2 separate regions of the Homo sapiens genome follow, and region 2 is linked to region 1. Evidence: chromatin loops called from intact Hi-C (ENCODE). Cell type or tissue: OCI-LY7. All regions are shown on one strand. Each heading gives the region's core, and the rest is flanking DNA. Links, peaks and the distances in the headings are about the cores only.

Evidence for each region. A loop is a pair of places that touch in the nucleus more often than their neighbours do. Peaks named below come from ENCODE experiments on the same cell type or tissue, not always from the same donor. Only the 100,000 strongest peaks of a DNase experiment are listed, where the experiment ranks them.
Region 2: it touches region 1 in a loop (8-fold over the local background); 2 of 110 quality-filtered maps call a loop at or near these places.

The regions. Positions count from the first base shown.
Region 1 is chr10:45,005,121-45,013,456 of GRCh38, reverse strand. It overlaps ZNF22 (zinc finger protein 22), which reads right to left. Exons shown (of 2, transcript NM_006963.5): 2 at 8,131-8,336. Among named protein-coding and RNA genes, the nearest start is that of ZNF22, 8.4 kb to the right of the region's middle. In OCI-LY7, for the core only: CTCF peaks have their summits at 4,468 and 4,686 (motif pointing left); a DNase peak (open chromatin) is centred at 4,686.
Region 2 is chr10:45,968,094-45,976,429 of GRCh38, reverse strand. It overlaps TIMM23 (translocase of inner mitochondrial membrane 23), which reads right to left and starts at 3,941. Exons shown (of 7, transcript NM_006327.4): 1 at 3,700-3,941; 2 at 918-976. The coding sequence starts at 3,805. It also overlaps the pseudogene PARGP1-AGAP4 and the pseudogene PARGP1. RefSeq lists enhancers at 4,121-4,250, 3,767-4,457. In OCI-LY7, for the core only: CTCF peaks have their summits at 4,298 and 4,530; DNase peaks (open chromatin) are centred at 3,949 and 4,459; H3K4me3 peaks cover 3,468 bases; H3K27ac peaks cover 1,426 bases.

The DNA of each region.
Region 1 (8,336 bases), core at 235-8,234:
AGAATTTCATATACAGCCAAACTAAGCTTCATAAGTGAAGGAGAAATAAAATACTTTACAGACAAGAAAATGCTGAGAGATTTTGTCACCACCAGGCCTGCCCTAAAAGAACTCCTGAAGGAAGCGCTAAACATGGAAAGGAACAACCGGTACCAGCCACTGCAAAATCATGCCAAAATGTAAAGACCATCGAGACTAGGAAGAAACTGCATCAACTAATGAGCAAAATAACCAGCTAACATCATAATGGCAGGATCAAATTCACACATAACAATATTAACTTTAAATGTAAATGGACTAAATGCTCCAATTAAAAGACACAGACTGGCAAATTGGATAACGAGTCAAGATCCATCAGTGTGCTGTATTCAGGAAACACATCTCACGTGCAGAGACACACATAGGCTCAAAATAAAAGGATTCAGATCTACCAAGCAAATGGAAAACAAAAAAAGGCAGGGGTTGCAATCCTAGTCTCTGATAAAACAGACTTTAAACCAACACAGATCAAAAGAGACAAAGAAGACCATTACATAATGGTAAACGGGTCAATTAAACAAGAAGAGCTAACTATCCTAAATATATATGCACCCAATACAGGAACACCCATATTCATAAAGCAAGTCCTGAGTGACCTACAAAGAGACTTAGACTCCCACACATTAATAATGGGAGACTTTAACACCCCACTGTCAACATTAGACAGATCAACGAGACAGAAAGTCAACAAGGATACCCAGGAAATGAACTCAGCTCTGCACCAAGTGGACCTAATAGACATCTACAGATCTCTCCGTCCCAAATCAACAGAATATACATTTTTTTCAGCACCACACCACACCTATTCCAAAATTGACCACATAGTTGGAAGTAAAGCTCTCCTCAGCAAATGTAAAAGAACAGAAATTATAACGAACTATCTCTCAGACCACAGTGCAATCAAACTAGAACTCAGGATTAAGAATCTCACTCAAAACTGCTCAACTACATGGACACTGAACAACCTGCTCCTGAATGACTACTGGGTACATAACGAAATGAAGGCAGAAATAAAGATGTTCTTTGAAACCAACGAGAACAAAGACACAACATACCAGAATCTCTGGGATGCATTCAAAGCAGTGTGTGGAGGGAAATTTATAGCACTAAATGCCCACAAGAGAAAGCAGGAAAGATCCAAAATTGATACCCTAACATCACAATTAAAAGAACTAGAAAAGCAAGAGCAAACACATTCAAAAGCTAGCAGAAGGCAAGAAATAACTAAAATCAGAGCAGAACTGAAGGACATAGAGACACAAAAAACCCTTCAAAAAATTAATGAATCCAGGAGCTGGTTTTTTGAAAGGATCAACAAAATTGATAGACTGCTAGCAAGACTAATAAAGAAAAAAAGAAGAATCAAATAGACGCAATAAAAAATGACAAAGGGGATATCACCACCGATCCCACAGAAATACAAACTACCATCAGAGAATACTACAAACACCTCTACGCAAATAAACTAGAAAATCTAGAAGAAATGGATACATTCCTCGACACATACACTCTCCCAAGACTAAACCAGAAAGAAGTTGAGTCTCTGAATAGACCAATAACAGGCTCTGAAATTGTGGCAATAATCAATAGCTTACCAACCAAAAAGAGTCCAGGACCAGATGGATTCACAGCCGAATTCTACCAGAGGTACAAGGAGGAACTGGTACCATTCCTTCTGAAACTATTCCAATCAATAGAAAAAGAGGGAATCCTCCCTAACTCATTTTATGAGGCCAGCATCATCCTGATACCAAAGTCGGGCAGAGACACAAGCAAAAAAGAGAATTTTAGACCAATGTCCTTGATGAACATTGATGCAAAAATACTCAATAAAATACTGGCACACTGAATTCAGCAGCACATCAAAAAGCTTATCCACCATGATCAAGTGGGCTTCATCACTGGGATGCAAGGCTGGTTCAATATACCCAAATCAATAAATGTAATTCAGCATATAAACAGAACCAAAGACAAAAACCACATGATTATCTCAATAGATGCAGAAAAGGCCTTTGACAAAATTCAACAATGCTTCATGCTAAAAACTCTTAATAAATTAGGTATTGATGGGACGTATCTCAAAATAGTAAGAGCTATCTATGACAAACCCACAGCCAATATCATACTGAATGGGCAAAAACTGGAAGCATTCCCTTTGAAAACTGGCACAAGACAGGGATGCCCTCTCTCACCACTCCTATTCAACATAGTGTTGGAAGTTCTGGCCAGGGCAATTAGGCAGGAGAAGGAAATAAAGGGTATTCAATTAGGAAAAGAGGAAGTCAAATTGTCTCTGTTTGCAGATGACATGATTGTATATCTAGAAAACCCCATTGTCTCAGCCCAAAATCTCCTTAAGCTGATAAGCAACTTCAGCAAAGTCTCAGGATACAAAATCAATGTACAAAAATCACAAGCATTCTTATACACCAACAACAGACAAACAGAGAGCCAAATCATGAGTGAACTCCCATTCACAATTGCTTCAAAGAGAATAAAATACCTAGGAATCCAACTTACAAGGGATGTGAAGGACCTCTTCAAGGAGAACTACAAACCACTGCTCAATGAAATAAAAGAGGATACAAACAAATGGAAGAACATTCCATGCTCATGGGTAGGAAGAATCAATATCATGAAAATGGCCATACTGCCCAAGGTAATTTATAGATTCAATGCCATCCCCATCAAGCTACCAATGACTTTCTTCACAGAATTGGAAAAAACTACTTTAAAGTTCATATGGAACCAAAAAAGAGCCTGCATCGCCAAGTCAATCCTAAGCCAAAAGAACAAAGCTGGAGGCATCACACTAGCTGACTTCAAACTATACTACAAGGCTACAGTAACCAAAACAGCATGGTACTGGTACCAAAACAGAGATATAGATCAATGGAACAGAACAGAGCCCTCAGAAATAACGCTGCATATCTACAACTATCTGATCTTTGACAAACCTGAGAAAAACCAGCAATGGGGAAAGGATTCCCTATTTAATAAATGGTGCTGGGAAAACTGGCTAGCCATATGTAGAAAGCTGAAACTGGATCCCTTCCTTACACCTTATACAAAAATCAATTCAAGATGGATTAAAGACTTAAACGTTAGACCTAAAACCATAAAAACCCTAGAAGAAAACCTAGGCATTACCATTCAGGACATAGGCATGGGCAAGGACTTCATGTCTAAAACACCAAAAGCAATGGCAACAAAAGCCAAAATTGACAAATGGGATCTAATTAAACTAAAGAGCTTCTGCACAGCAAAAGAAACTACCATCAGAGTGAACAGGCAACCTACAAAATGGGAGAAAATTTTTGCAACCTACTCATCTGACAGAGGGCTAATATCCAGAATCTACAATGAACTCAAACAAATTTACAAGAAAAAAACAAACAACCCCATCAAAAAGTGGGCAAAGGACATGAACAGACACTTCTCAAAAGAAGACATTTATGCAGCCAAAAAACACATGAAAAAATGCTCACCATCACTGGCCATCAGAGAAATGCAAATCAAAACCACAATGAGATACCATCTCACACCAGTTAGAATGGCAATCATTAAAAAGTCAGGAAACAACAGGTGCTGGAGAGGATATGGAGAAATAGGAACTCTTTTACACTGTTGGTGGGACTATAAACTAGTTCAACCATTGTGGAAGTCAGTGTGGCGATTCCTCAGGGATCTAGAACTAGAAATACCATTTGACCCAGCCATCCCATTACTGGGTATATACCCAAAGGACTATAAATCATGCTGCTATAAAGACACATGCACACGTATGTTTACTGCGGCATTATTCATAATAGCAAAGACTTGGAACCAACCCAAATGTCCAACAATGATAGACTGGATTAAGAAAATGTGGCACATATACACCATGGAATACTATGCAGCCATAAAAAATGATGAGTTCATGTCCTTTGTAGAGACATGGATGAAATTGGAAATCATCATTCTCAGTAAACTATCGCAAGAACAAAAAACCAAACACTGCATATTCTCACTCATAGGTGGGAATTAAACAATGAGAACACATGGACACAGGAAGGGGAACATCACACTCTGGGGACTGTTGTGGGGTGGGGGAAGGGGGAGGGATAGCATTGGGAGATATACCTAATGCTAGATGACGAGTTAGTGGGTGCAGCGCACCAGCATGGCACACGTATACATATGTAACTAACCTGCACATTGTGCACATGTACCCTAAAACTTAAAGTATAATAATAATAAATAAAATTAAAAAAAAACCCAACTTTTTGAATGTCAATGTGACGCCACAAGTGGAAAATTCCTCACCTGACCTCATGTGATAGGTCACAGTCAAAACTTTGTTTCATGTGCAGAATTATTAAAAATATTACCTTCAGGCTATGTATACAAGGGATATAATAAACACATGAACTTCATGTTTAGACTTGAGTCCCATCCCCAAGATACCTCATCATGTACATACAAATATTCCAAAAAATAATTAAAAATCTGAATTCTGACACACATCCGGTCTCCAGCATTTCAGATAAGGGACACTCAACCTGTGCAAGTTGAATGTGGAGAAACTACAGGACACGCTGTTTTCCATGATCTCTCCTTTGCTGCCATCTAGTGACAGTTTTGTGTAACGTCAAATAGAAAAAGTGTCTTCTAACAATGAAGTTTTGATGTGGCTATTTCCTCTACTTATGCAGCGCCCTCACTGGACTGAAGTATTTCCAACTGAGCCTGGGAATTTAATTTGCTGGTTTGCATCAGCAGTGACACTTAATCTCCTCAAGAGCACTTACTAAACTACACTCTGGGTCCTGCACAAAGCGACGCAAGCTGACTTCTGAAAATGACGTATGGTACTACAGCACAAGCAAAGGTCATGAGAGCATCATAAAAAGCCTATTATTGAACAAATACATGACACTACATTGGAGCCAGATGCCTTAGTGGGAAATGAGTTTTTTCTATAAAAATGTGCAGCCATGTGTATACGTTGTTTCATATTGTTGGTACTGTATCTTTGGAAACAAACTCTGGAAATATAATTTCTGGATCAGAGAGTAAATGCATATATACTTCTGCTAGATATTGCCAAATCCCTCCTCAGTATGGGTTGTAACATTTTGTATCCCACCATCAGCCTTAGTTTGGCTGGTTCTCCACAGCCTTACCAACAGAGTAGGTTTTACACTTTTGATACATAAGAAATAGTAGCTCCTTGTAGTTTTATTTCTCTTATTATTGTCCTTTCAGCCAAAGTCTAGCCACAAAAAGAGAAACCAGACCAATTATTCTAATAGAGAAAATGGAATACAGATGCTGGGTTAAACTGAAGTGGTGAACTTATCAGGCAAAGAAGAAACATGGACATAACAGAAAGTCTAACTAGCTATATTAAACTATGTGGAATACACAGAATGGACTCAGTTTTCTCACTGAACCTGAACTTCTCTTCATGACTGTTTGCCCCTGAATCATCATATTGTCCCCTCTTTGACTCACCTGCTTAAATTCTGATATTTAGCCTTTTAATCCCACTGAATAGAGAGGCTTCTTGTATCCTAGGGGACCCATTTAGATTGCCCTGAACATAGAGATATAACCAGGTTCTCTCTGGGATTTAAGGTTACTCATCTCAGAAGCTTCATTTAAATTGGCATACCCATCCTGAATTCCTGAATTCAAAAAATCTGTGCCTGAGATGTCTCTTGACAAATTGGGAGGTAGCATAACACATTAGTAACCTGGTGTTATGAACTTGGCACAGTTCCTGAAATGCTCTACGACGTAATCGACATTTATGACAAAGATAACATACAAAGAAACTTACAACTATGTCAGTTGATGTATATTGACGTAAAAGTTCTAAATAAAATACTGTCAGATATTATAACACCAGAATTATAAAATGCCATTACTTAGTAGGACTAAGTTGCTCAATCTATTCTGATACATTACCAACCATGTGGATCAAAGGAAAAAAATTATCATCCATAAAAAGACTATGAAAGATTTGTTCTTTCTATATTTAAATGCAATGATTCTAAGCAATAGAGCTATTTGTGCTTGGATTTACTGTAAGGAATGCAGCTATGAATTATGTTTCTGTCATTTTTGTCTCTTTCCATCACTCAGCAGTAAAATTTATCCATTTCAAACTGTTCTGGATTAATTTGCACCTCTTCTGAACAATAAAACAAGAAAAAAGTAATTCTTTCACCAGATGTCACAATGCTTTATTTGAAAAATGACAGAAAAGAATCTCTTAGTTATCAGTTTACTACAGAACTCTGAATTTAGGAAACAGCCATTATACTTATCCCTAAATGAGACTAAAATAGGCAGTCCCCCTATTTTACCAGTGTGGTGAGAAATCCTACTTTGGAGTCCCCTCAACATATCTAGGGTTACATTACAATCTAGCGCTTCATGTGGACCAGGAAATTGGAGGAAGGTCCTCTGGTCTTCAGTTCATCATGACTGCAATTGGGAAGTTCAATTGTCCAAGCTGGTTGGTCTGTTTGAAATCAATGTGCAACAGGGACCAGGCTCTTGCTCTTGGAGGTGAGTCCTCCTGGCACCCACTCAGCATCCTCTCATGGGTCCTGTCACACTCAGACTCTGCATGGTGGAGGGACAGTCACCCCTTTCTCCCATGTTTGAAGACACATATCAGTCTCAGGACAGATTTTCAACTTCCAGGGCTGATATCACAGGACATTCTAGCAACTCTGTGTGTGGGGACTTTCAACCCAGGCCAGAGAGTCATGGGATACAAATAAAACACACAAACAAGCTTTAATGCTGCCTTTAAGTCTCAGTAAGGAACAAAGAGAAGGGTCCCAGGACAAAAAAAAAAAAAAAAAAAAAAAAAAAAAAGGAAGTATGGAAGTATGGAAGTATTACAGAGTATCGGCTAGAAACAGAAAGACAATGTGGGGGAGGCGAGGCAGTGTTTCTCAATATGAACTCAAAAAGCTGTTTTTTCTCATCAGGCCACTAAAAGGATAGAACTTTTAAGACTGATGATTGGCTCCAGAGATGCACAAAAAAAGCAGGATGGGTGCATCAATCAGGACAGGTACCAAATCTACACTGAAATCTGTGGCCTATCTCAACAGTTTATTTCTCACTCATGGGATACCTAAAGCAGGTTGGCAAGAGACTCAGGAACTACCTAAATGTCAGCTCCACTTTGGCCTGGGAAATAGGAGCACAGAGAATCACCCAACAGCTTTTAAAAACATCACTAACTCAAATGGGCAGACCTAGTGTTGTTTCTCACAGCACTGTAAGGGTGCCAGGAAACGTGGGGTATTTGGGTATTTGCTCACCAAATATCCCTCTTTCCTCCTTCCACACACAACATACCTTCTACCCAAGGAAGACAACCCCAAATCCCATAGTCACTACACTCTGAAAACCCTGGGACATCTCTAGATCAAGGCTGGCTCCATCTATCTCCCACTGGTCCAGAGCTGTATTAACCAAAAACATCCCTCATCTGTGCTCCTCTCCACATACCCCAACACAGTGAAGAGAGTAATGCATCCCCATGCTCAAAGCGCATAGGAGACCTTAGTCTGTGACAATTTCTCTGCTGTCCTGAAGGGCATACTGCTCGTTAAATTATTTTGAATATCACTACTGTGCACAGCCCTGTTTGCTGTCAAAATGGGCAAATTCCTGAAATGTAAGAAAGAAGTGTTGGTCCTACCCAGAAGCTATTGCATACACAAAACTAATGTGAATAGCATTGATAGATCCTCAAAAGGGCCCCATAGCCACAATCCTGCCAAGGAGTGACTTGGATATAATAGGGCGGCCAAAGATCACTGCTTTCATAAAAAACTGTGATCACCTCATGTTTACAAAACACCTTGTGAATATCTTGTTGAATGGCACTTGTCAACAAGGCCATAACAAGGCCAACTTCTATGGCCCTGCACTCAAATGCAAGGCCAGGAGGAAGGCAAAGTTCAAGTTTGAGGAAATCAGAAACAGGCAAAACAAGTGATCCATCCAAAAGCTGTGACTTTAGATCTATTGTCTAAATAATTAAAACAATTCCCCAGAAGAAAAATAAACAGAAGGTAGTAGTATACAAAATATTTCATTTTTTATTTTCATGAATAATTGTCATTAATACAGCAGAAACCGATATGATTATAAAAGATACCAAAAAATCAGAAGAATGTTAGCATTCAATAGAAATTAAAACCTGAGCTGAGGGCTCATTAGAGTCTGACACTTGGCACCATTCTCATGGAAGTGAAGAAACATGTTTGCCGGACTCCTTAAAA
Region 2 (8,336 bases), core at 183-8,182, 960 kb before region 1:
TATGTTGGCCAGGCTGGTCTCAAACTCCTGGCCTCAAGTGATCTGCCCACCTCAGCTTCCCAGAGTGCTGGGATTACAGGTGTGAATCACTGCGCCCAGCCTAGTTTGTTTTTATAATCATTAAAGGGGGTGTTGGATGTTGTCAAATGATTTTTGTGAATCTATTGAGATAAGCATGTGGTCTTTGTACTATATTCTTTCCTTGATTGCTTTATTATAAATTGATATGGCACAATACATTAATTTTCAGATGTTAAATCAACCTTGCTTTTCTAATATACCCAAGATATATTTCCTAATATATCTTGGATTCAAAAAGATACTCTTTGAAACTTTTGATGCTTAGTCAAAAAAACCCTGATATTGTAAACTGAGCTTTAAAACACACTTTGCCTGTAATCCCAGCACTTTGGGAGCCTGGCCAACATGGTGAAACCCCGTCTCTATTGAAAACACAAGAATTAGCCAGGCGTGGTGGTGGGCGCCTGTAGTCCCAGCTACTTGGGAGGCTGAGGCAGGAGGATGGCCTGAATTTGGGAGGCTGAGGTTGCAGTGAGCAGAGATCGCGCTACTGCACTCCAGCCTGGAGGACAAAAGCAAAACTCTGGCTCAAAAACAAACAAACAAACAAACAAAAAACCCCACACACTTTGTAACTAGGCATCCCAATACTTTTATTGGGGTGCTTTCAAAAATTAATTCTGCTCTGGTTTTAAAAAATAAGCTTTTGAAGGGAGTTAACTGGTTTCAGAGAGATGCAGGCCAAGCTCCTGGTGTTTGTGAGGAAAAAAGGGTGAATGGAGACCAGAGACTTACTGCCTCCAAAAGTGTATGTCATAGTTCAAGTCAGCATAGCACTTGGCGTTTTTTTTAAAATGGTAAAATAATGCACCAAACTAGTAAAATCTTAATCTTACCTGCACGAGGTATCGTGGATCCACATTTAAATAAGGAGACAGAGGGTTCATACCAGTTACTAGAGAGAAAACAAAATGTCACATTGCAACAAAATTCTTTAAGTTAATCCAGTTAGAGTTAATCCAGCTCCTGACTGTTACATGTGTTTGCAATTTTTATAGGCTCACTGAAGGCGGAAAATTTTTTCCCATTTTATCCTCCCTATCTGTCAGTTTGGGGGCTGACTCATCCTGAGACCCTCAATCCCAAACCAGGTCTTCCACTGGTGGCTCAGGCTTTTACACCAATAAGATAATTGCAGTGTCATAGATCTGATTTTTGAACTTACAGGAAGTGTAGTCCAGGCCATTTACAAAGCTAATTTCTTTCACTTTACTCCAAGAATGCTTGGTGACTATGTAAATTACAAAATAAGACTGAAAAAAGACTAATCAATTCCATGGGAAAAACAGTGGTTGGGTTGGGTTTTCTGACTGTGTACATGTTGTATCTAACTATTTCAAGGCAGTTCCTTCACATATTACTATTAACGATTGATTTACTGTGGCAAGGTTGAGAATCCTTGGGTCATTACCACAGGTATGTGGGTCTGTGCAAAAGAAAACACAAACTTTGAGAGGGCCAGACCTGAATTCACTAACATTGAAAACAGTAAAACCTATCATCTTTGGATCCTTCTGTATCTCAGCAGTTATTTACAAACCTATGCATCACCCATGCCTCTATCTTTTCATCAATTAGGAGTCCTGCTTGTTCTATTTTTAATATCTATTTTGAATTGTGTTACTTATCTTCTCTATTGCTACCATCCTAGTCCAACCATCATATCTCACAGCAACAATTTCCTAACTCCTTGCTTTCTCTTACCCCTTCAATTCACTGTCTACATAGCAACTACAGTGATTTGTCTTAAGAAAATCGAAACTCCTTACCATAACTTACAAAATCCTACATTAGCTGTCATTCCCTACCTCTCTGATTTCACAAACTTCAATGGATCCAACTCCCTTGTAACTACGAAGACAGACTGGCCTAAGAGCTGTTCCTTAAACCTGCCAAATTTGTTTTGTTTCAGGACATTTGCACTAGCTATTTTCCTGGATACTTGCCTCCCAAGCATTTGTACTGTATTTGGGTCACAGCTCAAATGTCAACTCCCTTGAGATGTTTTCCCTAACCGGCTCTAAAATGGCATCCTGCTTCCATCACAATCTCAAGACTCTGCTTTATTCCCTTTACAGCACTTATCACTAACGGCAATGTTTTAATTTATGTTTGTTGGTTTACCTCAGTATTATGTAAGCTCTGTGAGCGCAAGAGTCCTCTTTTCAAAAAAAAACAAAAAAAACCCCCACAAAAACCACTATAGTCCTGCCCCCAGAAAAGTAGCTAGCACACTGTAAAAGCTCAGTAAATGGTGTTCATTCCCTGGTCCCCCAATTTACCTTCAAATCTTAATCAAATTAATTTAACAATATTGTCACATTAAGGAAGTGTATATGCCCTTTGTGCTCTGAAACTCAGAGATACTAAGATTAATATGAAACTGTGTTCTAAACAGGTAAAGTAGTAGCTCAGGCCTAGGAATCCCAGCATTTTGGGAGGCCGAGACAGGAGGATGGCCTGAGTTCGAGAGTTTGAGACCAGCTTGGACAACACAGGGAGACCCCATCTCCACAATAAGTCAAAAAAAAAAAAAAATTAGCCAGGCGTGGTGGTACGTACCTAGAGTCCCAGCTACTTAGGAGGCTTAGAGGGGAGGATTGTTTGAGCTCAGGAGTGCGAGGCTTCAGTGAACTATAATCATGCCACCGCACCCCAATATGGGTGACAGAACGAGGTCCTGACTCTAAAAACAAACAAACAAAAAAACGAAACAAAACACCATGTGTTGTAGATTCAGTTTTTTGACAAAGGTGACACCAGGGAAATGAAAGGTCTTTTATATTTTTTTGCACTACAGTCTGAACATATTTCGTTGTTGTTGTTCCTTAGTATAAAATACCTAGAGAAATATTACAAGGATTCTCTAAAAAGAAAGTACTTTCGTAAAGGCTTTATCCACGACCAACTGCCTATCTTTAGGTCCAAGTTGTATTTATCTAGTTGAACAACCACAGTTACAAAGTACCAAAGTTCTGGAAAACATTTTCACAAGACCGAGGAGAGGCAAAGGCAAGATATTTATGCCTCTGTATACCTTGATGTTGCCTATTTCCGTTTCTATAATTCTTACCTGGCTTCTTTCTTCATGTCTATATATCACCTTTAAAGTTCAGCTTACTTCCTAGCTCCTAAAGAAGGTTTCCTAGCCTGTCCCAAGTCATTTATTTCTCACTTACAAACAATATTACTGAATATTCTGCCCTGACGGCTACTTGGAGGCTCAGAATATGTCGCTGTGTACTAAAAAGTTAACTACGGGCTTGCTATTTGGAATACATTTACTCCCAAAGCTCGGCTCTACTCTTAATCAAGGGTCAATCACACGGCCCACCACACACAAAACGTAGGAGGCTTGGATATAAACCTAAGAAAACATGCATCATCTCGCGAGTCCAGGTCAATCACGGACAGCTTCCCCAGGAGATCCGTGGCCCTTTTTTAGGCCTTTCTATCTTGAAAGAGCAGCCATGCAGATACACTAACCCCACCACTGGTACTTAAGCTTGTAAATGCCAGCAAGGAAAAAAAAAACAACAACATAAAACATGGGACGCGCAACTTAGTGTAGACGCAAAAACCAGTCAGAAATAATCGCAAGCTAGGCCCCATACTTACGCGGGACGCCAGCCAAATCCGCGTGCGAGTAACCTGCTCCGCCGGCTCCGAAAAAGCCGGCCAATCCCCCTGTGGTTTTGTTGCCGCTTCCCCCGCCTCCTTCCATGGTATCGCAGCAAACCGAGTGGTTCCCGCCGCTGCCTCAAGCCTGGGTGGTCCGCTGGGCCGTTACTCCTCAATAACAGCGGGTAACCCCGCGTTGCCAGCGCCTACTTCACACGCTGACCTTCCGGGCGCCGGTTCCCGTTAAGCGCCACACTTCCGCTTTGCGGCAATGTGCGCCCCGGAAGCTGGAAGCGCCTGACGGCAGCTTTCCGGTGGTGGGAAAGTGAACGAATCCCGAATCAAAGCGGCGCATTGAGGCAGGTGGGGTGCCAGTGGAAGAGAGAAAGCAGGCGAGTGTTTACGGCCTGACTTGGGAGGCCGGCGGATCAGCAATTGCAGAAGCAGGCAGCGGCAGAGAGGGAATGGTGCAGGCAGGCGCTGAGAAGGACGCGCAGTCCATCTCTCTCAGGTTAGTGAAATGAGGCTCTCCGCCCGGGGCCGGCCCGGGGACAGTGCGCTGCTGGTCCCAGCATGAATGCGGGCCCCGGCTGTGAACCCTGCACCAAGCGACCCCGCTGGGGCGCCGCTACAACTTCGCCGGCTGCTTCGGACGCCCGGAGCTTTCCGAGCAGGCAGAGGCGCGTCCTCGACCCCAAGGACGCTCACGTGCAGTTCAGGGTCCCACCGTCCTCGCCAGCCTGCGTCCCAGGGCAGGCGGGACAGCACAGAGGCAGCGCCACCTCGCTTGGTACGTGGGAAAATAAAAATCTTTGTCCTTCGCCTCGGCCCGAACCTTCTGGTCTCAGGGACTCCAGTCACTCCTTTCTGGTCTTGTGTGCATCATCACTCTGAGGTCCACTTGCTGAGCTACCAAAGCCACTAGTGGGTGAATGGGGCCGCATTTTTCCCAGTGCGATTGATGTGAGAAACTCTGATGAGCAGTCACTCACAGGGCGGAAAATGGCAGGAGACTCCACCACCTGTTTGCTTCTTCAGGTTTGATTGAGAAATTGCCTTAGTCGTCAAGGAGATCTAATTGTGTATGTAAAACAGTAGGGCGCTTCAGCCTCTAGATAGGAAGAAAACAACTTCACTTGTGCAGATTCTGGGTCCCAGGGTGCAGAGCTATTAGTCTAAGCTGGCATTGTACCCGTCCCTGGTATACAGTGTTGAATGAGAGAAACTTGGCCTCTGCCTTCATACCTTAAAATCTATCTGGAGAGATAGACGATAGCAAAAGTTAATATAATAAAAGGTAATGGATGTTCTGATAGATGAAAGACAGATTGTTTTACCTAACTGAATTTATGGAATCGAAAATAGTCCTCCAGAAGATGAGATGCTTATTCTGAGGACTGTAGAATGAGTAGGAGTTAGATGAAGAGGAAGTAAGAAGTGTTTCAGGAGTGCAATGGAGGCCGGGCGCGGTGGTTTTGCCTGTAATCCCTGCGCTTTGGAAGGCCGGGGCGGGTGGATCACCTGAGGTCAGGAGCTCAAGACCAGCCTTACCAATATGGTGAAACCCCGTCTCTGCTAAAAACACAAAAAATTAGCCTAGCGTGGTGGCGGGCAACTGTAATCCCAGCTACTCCGGAGGCTGAGGCAGGTGAGGCAGGAGAATCACTGGCATCCGGGAGGCGGAGGTTGCAGTGAGCCGAGAGGGCACCATTGCACTCCAGCCTGGGCAACAAGAGCGAAACTCCGCCTCAAACAAAACAAAACAAAACAAAACAAAAACAGGAGTGCAATTGATATATAGAGTGAACGCAAGAGAGTGTGAGAGATGAGGCTGCAGGGTGGTACAGAAAAGTCAGATCAAATTGGATATGTAGACATTGCTAAGGATTTTGAACTCTAAGGGCATTGATAAGCTACTCAAGGGTTTTTAGTAGGGGAGTGACTTGATTAGACTTATTTATTTGTTGAAAAGTCTGTGTGGCTGGTGTGTGGAAAATAAAGAATGGATTGAAAAGGAACTCAAGTGGAGCATCAAGACTCAGTTAAGGAGTTAATCTAGGTTGGAAATAATTGTAGCTTAGGCCTGGATGCTGGCAATAGGGAAGGGGATGGATTCATGAAAGAATGGGATACTTGAGAAGAAATATTTCTGTGCTGGAGAAGTAGATTGGGGAGTTCATGGCATAAACATTATAATGGATGCTATGGGCATAGATAACATAAACATGTAGAGAAAGTAAAGGTGACCTAGGGCAGAAGCCTTAGGAACACCAAAGTTTAAGAGTAGACTGAAGAGAAGCGGCTGTAGAGGTGGGAGGAAAGCCTGGCTCGTGTTGTGTCAGACAAAGGAGAGCATTTCAAAAAGGATGCATTCATTAACAGTGTAAGAGGCTGGGCAGAGCTCGGGCAGTTCTCTGGTGAAGAGTGTACACTTAGATGTCTTCGAACTTAGGGACAGTACCAAGTAGACTTGCACTAGGCCTTGAAGGATGAGGAAGATTTGCTGTATAAATCAAGAGGAGAAAGAATTATACACGCAGAGGGAATAAGACATGCAAAAGTTGGTAAGACTGGAGCATAAGATGACAGAGGAGTGTCTGATGAGGCTGGGTGGCAGACAGGAGCTTATGAAGAAACTCAAATTCCATTTTAAGGAATTTCAACCTTATTCTGTGGTTAATGGAGAAACCACTAAAAAGCTTTTAAGCGTGGGAATACCATTTGGTTAATATTTTAGAAAAGTGGCTTTTGGACTTTCCTAACTGCAACCCACAGCATAAATTTTATCCAGTACACAGAGTAAGAAATATATGTAACCTGGCAAATAAGCCATATTTATAACTGAAATAAATGTTTCATGAAATAATACTTAATCTTTCTATGTGTGATGCATTCTTATATTGTCTGTGTTATTTCATTGAAAAATGACTGGTCATTTGTAGTTTGTAGAACACTGGATAGTCAAGGCTGTAGACAGGGAGACTAGTTGCAAGAAACAAATGGCAGTTGTCTAGTAAGCGATGTGTTTAAAGAGTATGAGGAAGGGATGGATTTAAAATTTAGGATGTAGATTTCAGAGAACTTGGTATAGGGGAGAGGGAACTGAAGGTGAACTTCAGGTATATGTTCAGGTGTACTTCAGCTTCTGTGACTGGATAGTTTGTGGTTTCATTAACCTTATTTGCATGTAAAGGAGGAGGAGTTAGTTGCAAATAGGGGTGAGGGCAGTCAGTCCTCACTGGTTGGATCTTAATTAAGATTTCTGCAGAAGAGGTACCAAATGAATACTTGGGGCTGTATTTCGCATGTTTAAATGTTTTCTGTATACCTGGCACAGGACACCAATTAACAGAATGTTCAAAGACTATATTTGTATCAAAAGCCCATTGTTTGAATTTTTGGGATTCCTTTAGGAACTTGGTATTTAAATTTTTATATATAATTATCTTAGGACAAGTAGGCGGGGTAGCGAAATGGATATTTATTCAGTATCTTTAAATTTTATATTCTTTATCTTCCTGGACATATTTCTTGTATTGACTGAAATCGCTAATTTTGCTGGGCATGCACCTGTAGTCCCAGCTACTTGGGAGGCTAAGGCAAGAGGATCACTTGAGCCCGGGAGTTCCCGTCCAGCCTGAGCAACATAGCGAGACCCCACTTCTGAAAAAAGAAAAAAAAAATCTGCAAACCTGCATATTGGCAGAACTCAGCATGTTATTCACATTGTGATGACGCAGGTTTATCCAGATGTGTTGCTATAGACTTTTTGTGAAAGTGGAATGTTCCTTTGACATGCAGGTGAATTTTATTGCATTTTGTGCCTTTTGGCTGTATCTATAGCTATTAATTGAATGACTTGCTGATTAAAATATACTGGGTACTGAATAATGTTGCTGATGAGAGTAAATGTAAATGGTGTGAAGTCAAAGTTGGAGAATTATTGATCTCAGTGGAAAAAAAAAAGACTGGGTGGAAATGTCGAGAGATAACATATTGAGTGCTTTGTGAGGCTGAACACAATATTTTCTCTAATTTTTGCTTTGTAATTGATCCACATAACCCTTAGAAGTAGGTGTTGTTAGCTTCATTTTCTGGGTGAGGAAATAAAGGCTTAACGAAGTGATATTGCAAAGAGCAGTAAGCAGTCCTTTCTCTGAGGCCCTAAGAAGGACTGATCAATGTTTTATTAGCAGAAGATACTGGTTCCTTACCTCTTGCTTTTCCTCCTTCATCCCTTCCCCAGGCTTCAGGAAGCCTGAAACTGGAGAGAGAACACATTCTCAGGGTCAGGGCTACGGGAGAGAGCTCTCTTCTTCTTTGCCATCACTGGAACACTCCTGGTTTTTCATGAAATGATGTGTGCGGTCTTTAGGTTCTTTAGACTTATCACGGGAGTACATGCTTCGTGTGTGTTATAGGAACCTAGTCATTGCATCTTAACATTAATCCTTACATTTATGGAAAAAAGATGTTTTAACTTCTAAACCAACTCAAAAAATGAATGTTTTGGCATATTACTGGTTTGTAATTTGAGGATTTTTTTTTTAGTTTTTGAGACGGAGTCTCACACTGTCGCCCAGGCTGGAGTGCAGTGGCGCGATCTCCGCTCACTGCAAGCTCCACCTCCCGGG